Linked DNA regions of Homo sapiens: all the other regions are linked to region 2. Evidence: chromatin contacts called from ENCODE Hi-C or POLR2A ChIA-PET data. All regions are on one chromosome and are shown on one strand. The core of a region is the stretch at or near the end of the contact, and the rest is flanking DNA. Distances in the headings are between cores, read along the strand shown.

Region 1 (4,355 bases), core at 1,692-4,191, 44 kb before region 2:
GCCCGGCTAAATTTTGTATTTTTTAGTAGAGATGGGGTTTCGCCATGTTGGCCAGGCTGGCCTCGAACTCCTGACCTCAAGTGATTTGCCCGTCTTGGCCTCCCAAAGTGCTGAGATTACAGGCATGAGCCACCATGCCCAGCCTATATCATAATTTTAAACAAATGAATAAAGACATTGATGTTGTTGAGAGCCAGAGTTCTTACTGTGGGAAAAGGGAGATGCAAATAAGGAATAGGAGAAAGAACCCTGTGGTGTTAAATTGGAATTAAAGTATCAGTAATGAATTATTAATTTAAAATGGTTGACCAGAGCTGGGTGCAGTGGCTCATGCTTGTAATCCCAGCACTTTGGGAGGCCAAAGTAGGAGGTTCACTTGAGGCCAGGAGATTGAGACCAGCCTGGGCAACATAGTGAGACCCCATCTCTATAAAGAATTTAAAAATATTAGCTGAGTGTAGTGGCGTGTAGTCCTAGCCTATTCCAGGGGCTGAGGTGATCTCAGGAGTTCATATCTGCAGTGAGCTATGATAGCATCACTGCACTCCAGTCTGGGCAACAGAGTGAGACCCTGTCTCTGTTAAAAATAATTATAATAATAATTAAACAAAATTAGGTTACTATTTTTCCCCTTTGGCTCTGTTTACTAAAATGGCCTAGAAGCAATTACACTCCAATAGGAATGAGCACATCTGATGCCCAAATCTTGGTTTCTAAATACCATTCCCCACTAAAGAGTAGCTCTTTGGAGAAATGGCTGATTTTCAGGACTAGGCAGTGAAAGTACAAGATAAGCCTGGAACATCTTATTATGCCAGAAAGCAAGGAGGTGTTAAAAAAAAGTGATGAAGACATGTCAAAAGGACACAGGAGCTAGTTTGAAGAGGCTCTCATTGGCCAAACCTGGGACAAGTTGAACATTTAAAAAATAATAAGGGTAATGTTTATAACTCATTAAATAAATTAAGAATACATTAGTTTATACTCATGATAATAATTAGAGAGAAGGAAACCTTCTTGCTTACAGTAGAATGCCAACTAAAAAATGTAGATGGAATGATAGAAGTAGAAAATCACCAGTTTGCAACTATCACAGTAATTGATTCAGACAAGAATTATCAATGAGTGTTGAAACCATTGGGCAAAAGTTTGAAGAGGAACAGGATATTTACATAGTTTCAAAGTCCCTCTCTACAGATTACCATTACTTACACAGGAAAAAATACTCTACAGTGAAGAAATCTGGTAGATACCACCTTAATCCGCTGATCAAAGTGAACACCATCAATAATGGGACCAAGTGACACCACGTTTCTCCCCATATGATGCACTGAGAAGGACACAACATCATATAACTAGGATTTCTTCCTGGAAAAATATGTAAATCCCTTCATGAGAAAACATGAGACAAAGCCAAACAGGGGGAGACACTACAGAACACCTGGCCAGTACTCTTTAAAAATGTGAATATCGTGAATAATAGTGAAAGACTGGGGAACTATTCTAGATTAAAGGACACTAAAGAGTTATAACAGGCTAGGTGTGGTGGCTCACACCTGAAATTCCAGCACTTTGGGAAGCAGAGACAGGAAGATCACTTTGAGGCTGAGAATTATAGGCCAGTCTGGGCAACATAACGAGACCCCACCTCTACAAAAATAATTTTTTAAAAAATTAGCCAGGCATAGTGGTGCGTGCCTGCGGTACTAGCTAGCTAGTCTGGAAGCAGGGGTGGGAGGATCGCTTGAGCCCAGGAATTCAAGGTTGTAAGTGAGCTGTAATTGAACCACTGCCCTCCAGCCTGGGTGACAGAGCGCGATCCTGTTTCTAAAAAATAATAATTAAAAGAAAAAAAACCTTTTTAAAAGTCATGACAGTTAAGTATAATGCATTACCTGGATCAGGCACTGGATCAGAACCTGATGGGGGAAAATACTGCTATATAGGACATTATCAGGCCAATTAGTGAAATTTGAGTATGGACTGTATATAAGCACTATGTCAATTTAAAATTTCTGGATTTGATTGTCATACTGAGTGGGTATGTAGGTATATAAGAGAATGTCCTTTTCTCAGAAAATACACATTGAAATATTTAAGGTATTAGGGGTAACTACTGCAATTCAAATGGCTCAGGAAAAAATATACATATCCATGTATATGCATGTAGGCATATGCCCACACATGAGAACTTCTGGGGCATCTGGGAATTCTTTGTAATATTTCTGCAGCTCTTCTGCAAGTTTGAGATTATTTCAAAGTAAAAAGTTAAAAAATAAAGTGTAAAGGTGGGCACGGTGGTTCATGCCTGTAATCCCAGCACTTTGGTAGACAAGGGCGGCGGGGTGGGGGGTTAACATTTGAGGTCAAGAGTTCGAGACCAGCCTGGCCAACATGGTGAAACTCTGTCTCTACTAAAAATATAAAAATTAGCCAGGTGTGGTGGCATCCTCCTATAGTCCCAGCTACTTGGGAGGCTGAGGCAGGAGAATCACTTGAACCCATAGGCAGAGGCTGAAATGAGCCAACATCAGCCCAATGCACTCCAGCCTGGGCGACAGAGTGAGATTATTATTTTGTTTTTAAAAAAAAATAAAAAGTAATAATAATAATAAAGCATAGATGAAGAAATAGAAACAGTATGGAGATAACTCTTTAGAAAATTTCACTGTGAATGGGAGCAGAGAAATGGAGCCAAAAATAGAGTCAGGGTCATAAGATAGCTCTTTAAAGACAGAAGAAACTAGGTTTGTTCACTGATCAGAGAACCAAGGTGGACTTCAGTCTCTCCCTTTCAAGACGAGGGGCTTAGATCAGACATCCTGTAAGGGCCTTTCCACCTCAGGCCCTTTGTGACTCTATGACTCTCCTACCCTCTCCTAGATGCCTAGAGTTCTTCTGAAAACATGTTTTATTCCTTAAACTGCAACCAGGAAAAGACATTTGGGCCACCACCACTTGAGGGCAGTAGAAAATGATGCTGCACGCAATTTGGTGGTTTTATTGTTTTGGCTGCTGGAAGAAAACAAAGGCCTTCACATGATTTACCCTCAAATGTCTTAGGGCAAATAAAGGTCCCGTGAACACACCACTTTTTCCAAATGTTTTAAACAAGAAAAGCCCAAGATAAGTTATAACAGGGGGTTGAGGAGTAAGAGGGTGAGAGGGTCTCACATCTTGAAAAAAGCTGGCACATACTGTAAGTTTAATAAAGAATAACTGATAACAGAAAAATTAGAGCCTGTCAGAATTGAAAGGGATCCTAGAGGAGGATGAATAGAGCCCCTTCGTTTTATAGGCAGGACCCTGGGTCCAGAGGAGAGAAGGGGCTTGCCCAAAGACACAGTGACATGGTAGAGAAATTAATGGTTTCAATACTTATCTGGCTAGCCTGTGAAGAGAGAGATTCTGATATTTTCAAATGACATAATAAACGTCACTTGCAAAAAGCGTGGCCCCATCACTGGTATTGGTACTGAGTTCTGAAAACACTGTGACAACACAGTTGTGAGGCTGTGTCTCTTGTGGCTTCCTCTCCCTGGGAGGATCTGACTGTTCACCTTTAATTCTTATCCACTTCAACGGGTCTGAATGCCCTGGACAGCATAGTTCTGATCCTATCCAACCCACTCCTCACCCCTTTCTGAGAGGAGCTTCAGACTGCTGAGGGATCTTAGACTTTCCTACCAACATCAGGGGATGAAGTTGAAGGCCATTTGGAAAAAAAAGTGAATGAGCATGTGACAGAACATTATTTGGAAAGAAACAACATTATCATTGCCATAGAGGGGAGATGATCTTAAAAAGACAATCAGAAAATCCAAAGCATAAAACTTCCCTAATATGACTTAAGGACATGATGGAGAATAAAATTACTAGACTGTTCAAAACAAAAAAACCAGTATGACTTCATAACATGATAAACAGCTGGGAGCATTTTTTTTTTTTTGAGATGTAGTCTCACTCTATCGCCCAGGCTGGAGTGCAGTGGCACGATCTCAGCTCACTGCAAACTCCTCCTCCCGGGTTCAAGTGATTCTTGTGCCTCAGCCTCCTGAGTAGCTGGGACTACAGCATGTGCCACCACTCCCCGCTAGTTTTTATATTTTTAGTAGAGATGGGGTTTCACCATGTTGGTCAGGCTAGTCTCGAACTCCTGACCTCATGATCCACCTGCCTCGGCCTCCCAAAGTGCTGGGATTACACGTGTGAGCCACTGCGCCCAGTCAGCATCAATTATTTAGAATAATAACCTCTAACCCCTAACCTCAGTATTATCTATTCCTCTGCAAAAAAAAAAAAAAAAAGAAAGAAAAAAGAAAAAACAAAAGAAAAAAAAATGCCCAGGCATTAGC
Region 2 (4,399 bases), core at 1,512-4,011:
TGAATTGTAGAATCTAAACTGAATAAGGTGGAAGAGAAAGTAAAATAGAGAGGGCCTGAGGGATCAAAGTCTATTGGGCCCATGGATAAGAGGTTTTATAGAGGTCAAAGGATTATAATCTGGAAGAAGAGGTTGTGGTTGGAGGACAAGGTGCTTGAAATAGTGATTAAGGAGGTGGAGCACTTTTGGTTGAAGATAGAAGGGCAAGGAAGGATTTTACTATGGGACAAGGAGGGTGACTGGGACATAATATATGTGTTCACTGTTGATCCTGTGTTTTGGAGAGGTTCTTGAAGTTAAAGAGATCAAGGAAGTAAGAAGCCAGGCTGTGGATGGGTTGTGCAAATTGATAATTGAAATTACTAAATTTGATGTAGGGTTGGGGTAGAGAAGATGACAGTGAGCCATCAAAGCCTTAGGTAAATGAGGTAGAGACCAGGAGCTTGAAAGTTAACATGAAAAGGAAGAGGAGAGAGTAATTTAGTTGAAAGTTAAGAGCCTCAGCTGGGCACCGTGGCTCATGCCTGTAATCCCAGCACTTTGGGAGGCCGAGGCTGGTGGATCACCTGAGGTCAGGAGTTCATGACCAGCCTGGCCAACATAGTAAAACCCCGTCTCTACTAAAAAAAATACAAAAATTAGCCAGGCGTGACGCCTGTAATCCCAGCTACTCGGGAGGCTGAGGCAGGAGAATCGCTTGAACCCAGAAGGCGGAGGTTGCAGTGAGCCGAGATCGTGCCATTGCACTCCAGCCTGGGCGACAGAGGGAGACTCTGTCCTCCCATCCACCCCCCAAAAAAAGAAAGTTAAGAGCCTCAAAAGAATAGAGCTTTATTTTTATTTATTTATTTATTTATTTATTTATTTATTTATTTATTTATTTATTTAATTTGAGACTGAGTCTTGCTCTGTCGCCCAGGCTGGAGTGCAGTGGTGCGATCTCGGCTCACTGCAAGCTCCGCCTCCTGAGTTCATGCCATTCTCCTGCCTCAGCCTCCAGAGTAGCTGGGACTACAGGCGCCCACCACCACGCCTGGCTAATTTTTATTTTTTTGGAGGATGGAGTCTCGCTCTGTCATCCAGGCTGGAGTGCAGTGGCGCGATCTTGGCTCACTGCAAGCTCCGCCTCCCGGGTTCACGCCATTCTCCTGCCTCAGCCTCCCGAGTAGCTGGGACTACAGGCGCCCACCACCACGTCTGGCTAATTTTTTGTATTTTTAGTAGAGATGGGGTTTCACCATGTTAGCCAGGATGGTTTCAATCTCCTGACCTCATGATTCGCCCGCCTTGGCCTCCCAAAGTGCTGGGATTACAGGCGTGAGCCACTGTGCCTGGCCTTTTTTTTGTATTTTTAGTAGAGACGGGGTTTCACTGTGTTAGGCAGGATGGTCTCGAACTCCTGATCTTGTGATCCGCCCGCCTTGGCCTCCCAAAGTGCTGGGATTACAGGCGTGAGCCACCGCGCCCGGCTGTTGTTTTTGTTTTTTAAAACAAGAAGTTAAATAGTGTAATGTGGACAAGCTGCTGGTGAGCAAAGAGGAGTTTATTCACATTTCTAAAACCTGAGATAGGCAGGTCGTTAAAACCTGACAGCTGCCATTTGAGGGGCTACAAAGGAGGTGAGAGGATTTTTATAAATTCGTATATTAGTCATTCATGCTTAAAGATCATGCTTCTTCCACTGATCTGTTTTTTTTGTTTGTTTGTTTGTTTTTTTGGCCTACCTAGAATGATGTATATAGGGCTCACTAAGTCTTCTGATGAAAGACCCAAGCTATACTTTGCTTTCATTCTGTCTCTATGTCACCTAGATTTTTGATCAAATTGAGTTGTATTCAATTAAAAACTGGCCCATTACTGGTTTGAGTTGGTGATATGGTCTTTACATCCATCGTTTTTCAGTAGTATTTTCTGTACTATCTCTTTGAAATTCTTTTGTCTATTCTAAAGTCCCTTTCTTCTTTCATTTTTGAAAGAAGTGAATCTCCAGAGCAAATATATTTTTTTATCTGGATTTTGAAAACTTTCTTTAGAATACTGTATTTACAGTATTCCTAGGTCTTTGCCTGCTAAGTCAATTTGTAATGTTTTGTTATGGAACAAACATGAGATGTTAGCGTGTTTGCAGAAGGTAGCATTACAATTTTTACTAGAATTTAAGCCCTTGAAGGCAGGAGCCCTATCTGATTATTTTAACTCCAGACACCTTAACCTATTGTCTTGTACCTAGAAAGCATCCAGTTTATGTCTATTAAATTATTAAATGAGGGCCAGGCACAGCGGCTCATGCCTGTAATCTCAGCACTTTGGGAGGCCGAGGCAGGTGGATCACTTAAATCCAGGAGTTTGAGACCAGCCTAGGCAACATGGTGAAAACCCATCTCTACAAAAAATACAAAAATTAGCTGGGTGTGGTCCCATCTGCTTAGGAGGCTGAGGGAAGAATCACTTGAGCCCCGGAGGTGGAGGCTGCGGTGAGTGGAGATTGTGCCACTGCACTCCAGCCTGGGCAACAGACTGGGCAACACTCTGTCTCAAAAAAAAAAAAAAAAAAAAATTAAATGAGTTGGGAATTACAGAGCTGAGGAATATGTGCACTGTGCATTCTGTAAGGGAACTGCTCAAGTGGCTGCTTGTGTTTCCTTGACTCCCCACCCTCTCCAGTTCTAAAGGTGAGGACTGCCCAGGTGATTTGCCTTTCTCTGCCCCACCACGCCCTCCACCCTAGCTTTAGAGTTGTTCTCCTTTCTCAAATTTCTCTTATTACTAGCTTCTGTAATAAGCAAACAGCTTCCGGTTTCTATTTTCCTTGTCACTTTGGATTGCTGTTAATCACTATTGCTCCTTACTATTTTTCATTCTTCTGTTTACTCTTAGTTTTCATCCTGTTTTCTTTTACATTGTAAAATATACAAGCCTTTTCTAGATATGGATAGCCTATCAAAAGCTTCTAAATGTTCTGTCTTGCAAACTATAAACCTATGTGTATAAAAACATAGACTCTTGGTGTATTCATTTAGTACTTTGGCCTTAGGAGTTGCTATTCTATCTTTAAAGGGTGGTGGTGGTGGTTGAGGTGGGAGTTGAAAGGCTGTGGTGGCTAGTCCCCATTCTGATTTCTCAGCCCTCTTGAAAATGGAGTAATAGAAGGTGGAATTCTAAGTAGTTGAATTTTTATGTGTTAATATGTCAGAAATAATTTTATGGCAAATTACAGAAAATTGTGTGCATTAAGAGACTAAAAAATTTTTTAAAGAGCAAAACTAAAAAGAGTGGTTTATTTGAAGGGATAAAATCTATTCCATTGTCTTCCTTTTACTACCTGGCCCTGATTTGCCATCGCACAGTGTTCTTACTGCCTGATTTGCCACCTTCTCTCTACTTCACATTGGTCTTCAATACTGCCTTTTCATGGGAAGTTGCAAAAAGTAGTACCGAGAGGCTCTATGCACCCTTCATCCAATTTTCCCTAATTGTAACATCTTACATAACTACAGCAATAGCAAAAACAGGAAATTGACATTGGTATAACCCACAGACCTTATTTAAATTTTGCCGGTTTTATAGATACTCATTAGTGTGTTTGCATATATAGTTCTATCCATATGCAGTTTTATTATGTGTGGGTTCATGTAACTGTAAGCGTAATCAAAATAAAGACTTGCTCTGTCACAAAGATCCTTTGTGTTACCCTCTATAATCATACCCACTCCCCTCTCCATTTTATTAATTTATTTACTGACGACTCCCTAGTATCTGACCTTGTGATTAACTGAGAAAAGATTGGCATTATGTTTTAGAGGTTGTCTCTTTATTTTACTTTCACTTCTGTTTTTTTTTTTTTTTTTTTTTGAGATGGAGTCTCGCACTGTTGCCCAGGCGGGAGTGCAATGGCATGATCTCGGCTCACTGCAACCTCTGCCTCCCGGGTTCAAGCGATTCTCCTGCCTCAGCCTCCCGAGTAGCTGGGATTACAGGCACCCGCCACCACGCCCAGCTAATTTTTTGTATTTTTAGTAGAGATGGGGTTTCACCATGATGGTCAGGCTGGTCTTGAACTCCTGACCTCGTGATTTGCCCGCTTTGGCCGCCCAGAGTGCTGGGATTATAGGTGTGAGCCACCATGCCTGGCCTTCCACATTGTACTGTAACCATTTATAATAAGACTAAATCATTTAAAATTTCAGTTTATTTTGTGTGTTAGAGAATCTTGTACTCTCAAAGTCATGTACTCTAATATCTCCTCCCACATAACCCTCCCCTAAAAATGACACCAGAAATTCCATATGAGACAATTCTTGACATTTAATTATTAACCTATAAATTTCCTTAGTAACTGGGATCTTTTTTATTACTACTTGATACACTTTGGTGTTGATTTACTTATGTGTTAACATTT
Region 3 (4,383 bases), core at 1,709-4,208, 58 kb after region 2:
AATGTCTGTTGAATTGATTCCTTACCTTCCCATCTCTTTTGTCTAATCAACTTCTCACTCTTCAAATCTCATCTTAGACATCATTTCCTCTGGGAGAGGAAGCCTTCCTTGATTTACCTCCCAACCTCCATACTCTCTTCAAGTCTTATTTAAGAGCCTATTTTATGTAGTCTTTATATTTACAACTGTTATAACACTTATCATTCTTTGTTATAATTCTGTGTTTTTTAATCTCCCACTAGATTATGTGCTTCTTAAACACGGGCTGCTTGTATCCCTAGTGTTTAGCTCATAATAGATGAGAAAATAATTTTTTCAATATTGTTGAAATCTGTCTTCTCTGTTTTCTATGTTTCCTTCTTAGTTTTAGCCTTTGTCTTTTATCTGGATCATGGCTGTAACCTCCTCATTGGCTCTCTGCTTTGAGCCTTTTCCTCCTTTGGACCATCCTACTTCCAACTGATATATAAAATACAACTCAGATCCCTCAGTGACTTCCCATCTCCAACTGAATCCAGTTCACTTCTTTGAACATGGTGTAAAGGCTCTTCCTTCATGGTGTTCTCTTGGCATTCTGACCGTTCTGTCTTAGCCACCTCTCACAGTATGCTGCCCTGTGGTACTAAAAAGCTATTTGAGAACAGATACAGTGTGTTTGCTCTTTGTACTCTGAGTGTTCAGTACAGTACTCGAATCTACTATTTCAGCTTTGTTCCCTTTCTCCAGTCGTATGATAGATGGGTTTATTACCTCTTACTTCAACATACCACCACTTTTATTCTTCTATGCCTCTGATCCTACTGTTCGCCTTTGCCTGGAGCATACCTTTTACCTTATAAAGTTTTGTTCATGTTCAAGACCCGTCTTAAATATTGTCTCTTCTGTCAAGCCTTCCATGAAATCTTCAGATTACTTTTCTTTCCTCTTCTTCCAGAGGCTTTATTCGTTTATTGTAGTATTTCTACTGTTTAACTATAGTAATTTATATTGCTTTTTTGGTAAATTTTTAATTCCTAAGGGCAAGAGCTATGTCTTGTTCATTTTGATAGGCCTAGAAATTAACACACACATTACTTAACACCGAGGAATAGGCTAGTTGGTTGAATGAATGACGCAAAGTATGTTATAAATATTAGAATATTTCCAAGACTTACTTCCTGCAAAGTTTATGGCAGAATAGAAGCCATGTGTTAAATGTTGAACTAAGGCAAAGACCTTCTGAATAATAGCTTATTTTGAAGACTATAGGAAAGGATTTTAGGCCGGACACAGTGGCTCACACCTGTAATCCCAGCACTTTGGGAGGCTGCAGCGTGTGGATCACCTGAGGTCAGGAGTTTGAGACCAGCTTGGCCAACATGGCGAAACCTCATCTGTACTAAAAATACAAAAATTAGCCAGGCGTGGTGGCGCATGCCTATAATCCCAGCTACTCAGGAGGCTGAGACACGAGAATCGCTTGAACCTGGGTGGCAGAAGTTGCAGTGAGCCGAGATCACTCACAGCCGAGATCACTCCAGCTTAGGCAACAGAGTGAGACTCAGTCTCAAAAAAAGAAAAAAGAAAAAAGAAAAAGAAAAGGATTTTATATATAAAAGGTTTTTGAATCCTCACAGGAACATTAAGGTTAGTGGGCTGATTTTTTTTTTTAAATATTCTGCAGACTTAGTTTTTCTTTTTTTTCACATGTTTAAAAATTGTGATAAAATACACATAACATAGTAATTTATCATCTTAACCATTTTTAAACATACAATTCAGTGGTATGAAATATATTCACATGGCCAGGCACAGTGGCTCATGCCTGTAATCCCAGCACTTTGGGAGGCTGAGATGGGTGAATCACCTCAGGTCAGGAGTTCGAGACCAGCCTGCCCAACATGATGAAACTCCGTCTCTACTAAAAATACAAAAATTAGCTGGGCATGGTGGCAGGTGCCTGGAATCCCAGTTACTCAGGAGGCTGAGGCAGCAGAATCGCTTGAACCCGGGAGGTGGAGGTTACGGTGAGCCGAGATTACGCCACTGCACTCCAGCCTGGGAGACAAGTGCGAGACTCCGTCTCAAAAAAAGAAAAAGAAATATATTCACAGTGTTGTGCAACCATCATCACCATTCATTTCCAAGACTTTTCATCTTACAAAACTGAAACCCCATACCCATTAAACAATAACTCCCCATACTCTACTCCCTCCCATTTTCCCCGCCCTTCCTCATAGCAGCCACCATTCTATTATACTTTCTATCTCTATGATTTTGACTACTGTAACTATCTCATATAAGCAGAATCGTGAGATATTTGTCTTTTTATGACTATCTTATTTCACTCAGCATAATATCCTCAGGGTTCTTCTGTGTTGTGGCATATGTCAGAATTTCCTTCCTTTTTCAGGCTGAATAATAATTCCATTGTACTTACATACCACATTTGTTTACCTGTTCATCTATTGATGGACATTTGGGTTGTTTCCACATTTTAGCTATTATGAATAACGCTGCTATGAACATGAACATACAAATACCATTTCAAGACCCTGCTGTCAGTTCTTTGGAGTATATTTGCAAAAGTGGAATTGCTGAATCATGGTAATTGCAGACCTGTTTTTGTGTCAAGGATTTCCTTTGAAAATCTGATGAAGACTGTTATACCCTGCCCACAGAAAAAAAGAACATGTATATCTGTGATACTATTTTGTATTTATTTCAGGAGTTCCCAGACACTTAAAAACTATCTGTGGACCCATTCTTGAGAGCTGTTGCTGTGACAGTAAAATGCCTCAGTTAGAGAAGTTCTTGGCAGTGGAAAAGATGAAACTACTAAGAGAGTGCTTCAGTCACTTGGATAATGTGGTAGTGGTAAATTATGCTGAGGCAGGAGTTAATATTTTGTCATCTACTAGCTTCCATTTCCTTCCTGTCTCTGTCCTTTTAGCAAGAACATCAGGAAGTTAAAGCCACATCCTGTCAGGCCTGTTTGTTATCCTGGTCTTGGGCCAGTAAACAGGATAGATAATTAGAATAATAGTTATCAGGCATTGTACTGTGCCTTCTTTATGTAAGTTCACTTGCTGAGCTCTTGTAACATCCCTGAAGGGTAATAACTTTATTTCAGTTTTTCAGATGAAGAAATGAACTAGTCTTCATTTCCACGAAGTTTTCCCTGATTATCTACCTCAGCTCAGAGAGCACTCAATTTCCTTCTCTCCCAGTAGATTCTCGACTCTGTGTGATGGCACAGGCCAACTCTTACTTCTAATGAGGCAATATAGTGTAGTATTTCAGAGCATGGGCTTTTTAACCAGATTTCCAGATTGCCTGACATGACCTGGATATACTTAACTATCTGTACCTCAGTTTATTTATCTGTAAAATGGAAATATGAATAACCATGTACAATGCTTAACGCAATGCTTGGAACATAGTAAGTTCTCAATACATGTTAGTATTTATCATCATCATCCCCAACACCGAGTTCAGCACTTAGAGTACAGGATTTACTCAATAGCTGTTCACTAAATATTGGTTGGAGTAGCTGAATGAACTTTCTTTCTCTAGTTGAAGAGTGAATGGAACTATGTAGCCAGGTAGCCAGATTCTGTGTTCCTAAATATATAGACCTCTACTTCAGTCATATTCAAGAACCGATTTTTTAAAATTTCTAAATCCTAGCATATGGTTCAAATTTTTAAAAATTCTATGTTTTTGTTTTAGTTCAGTTCAAATATCATTAGAAACCATTATGTCTGGAGAGTTCATTGCTTATATTATCAAATCTGGAGCTCTTTTGCTTATGATCCAACTTGATGTGTTTGTGACCCTCTAAAGATCTGTGACACTGACACTAAAAGGTCTCTTTTGTGACTCTGCCTTAAGAATGGTATTACTGGTTAAATAATTGAAGCTCTAGGTTGCGGTGTGCATTTCTTTGATAGTAAGGAGGCAGCCTAATTCATTTTCACATAAAGTGTATAGATCATCATTAAAACCTCTGTTTTGGGAGACTCTCCTTACTTGAAAACCTCCTTGCTAAAGTCTGAACCTGTGCTGTCCAGTATAGTAGCCACTAGCTGTGTGGTGATTGAGCACTTGAAATATGGCTAGTCCAATTTAAGATGTGTTGTTAGTATAAAATATACTGGATTTCAAAGATTTAGAATGAAAAAAAATGTAAAATATCTTAGTATTTTTCATCTTTATTACATTTTGAAATATTACATTAAAATAAATTTCACTCATTTCTTTTTATTTTTTAATGTGTGCCTGTTAGATCATTTAAAAATTACTTAGGCTGGGCATGGTGGCTCACATCTGTAATCCCAGGACTTTGGGAGGCCAAGGCAAGAGAATTGCTGAGGCCAGGAGTTGAGATCACCCTGGGCAACA

Evidence for each region. A loop is a pair of places that touch in the nucleus more often than their neighbours do. ChIA-PET counts read pairs that join two places held with the same protein, here RNA polymerase II (POLR2A). Pooled maps may share reads with other maps.
Region 1: a loop to region 2 is called in a pooled map, with 2.2 times the contacts of the local background. The contact joins two enhancer-like sites. A Hi-C loop is called at or near these places in 2 of 168 maps with a recorded cell type or tissue (CD8-positive, alpha-beta T cell and endothelial cell of hepatic sinusoid), 2 of 37 single-sample maps with no recorded cell type and 10 of 50 pooled maps. POLR2A ChIA-PET finds 5 or more read pairs at or near these places in 7 of 52 experiments (H1, HEK293, PC-3 and 3 more).
Region 3: a map with no recorded cell type shows a loop between it and region 2 (2.4-fold over the local background). The contact joins two enhancer-like sites. A Hi-C loop is called at or near these places in 1 of 168 maps with a recorded cell type or tissue (HL-60/S4), 13 of 37 single-sample maps with no recorded cell type and 11 of 50 pooled maps. POLR2A ChIA-PET finds 5 or more read pairs at or near these places in 15 of 52 experiments (AG04450, BJ, GM12878 and 11 more).

The regions. Positions count from the first base shown.
Region 1 is chr1:51,533,798-51,538,152 of GRCh38, reverse strand. The region is part of intron 1 of EPS15-AS1 (EPS15 antisense RNA 1); the gene reads right to left. It also overlaps a transcript of OSBPL9 not described here. Among named protein-coding and RNA genes, the nearest start is that of EPS15, 17 kb to the right of the region's middle. Within about 2 kb of position 2,941, at least 6 of the 41 ENCODE cell types and tissues checked have a DNase peak (open chromatin) inside an H3K27ac peak, as active enhancers do.
Region 2 is chr1:51,490,018-51,494,416 of GRCh38, reverse strand. All of the region lies in intron 1 of EPS15 (epidermal growth factor receptor pathway substrate 15), which reads left to right. Among named protein-coding and RNA genes, the nearest start is that of EPS15-AS1, 26 kb to the left of the region's middle. Within about 2 kb of position 2,761, at least 4 of the 41 ENCODE cell types and tissues checked have a DNase peak (open chromatin) inside an H3K27ac peak, as active enhancers do.
Region 3 is chr1:51,432,371-51,436,753 of GRCh38, reverse strand. All of the region lies in intron 12 of EPS15 (epidermal growth factor receptor pathway substrate 15), which reads left to right. Among named protein-coding and RNA genes, the nearest start is that of EPS15-AS1, 84 kb to the left of the region's middle. Within about 2 kb of position 2,958, at least 3 of the 41 ENCODE cell types and tissues checked have a DNase peak (open chromatin) inside an H3K27ac peak, as active enhancers do.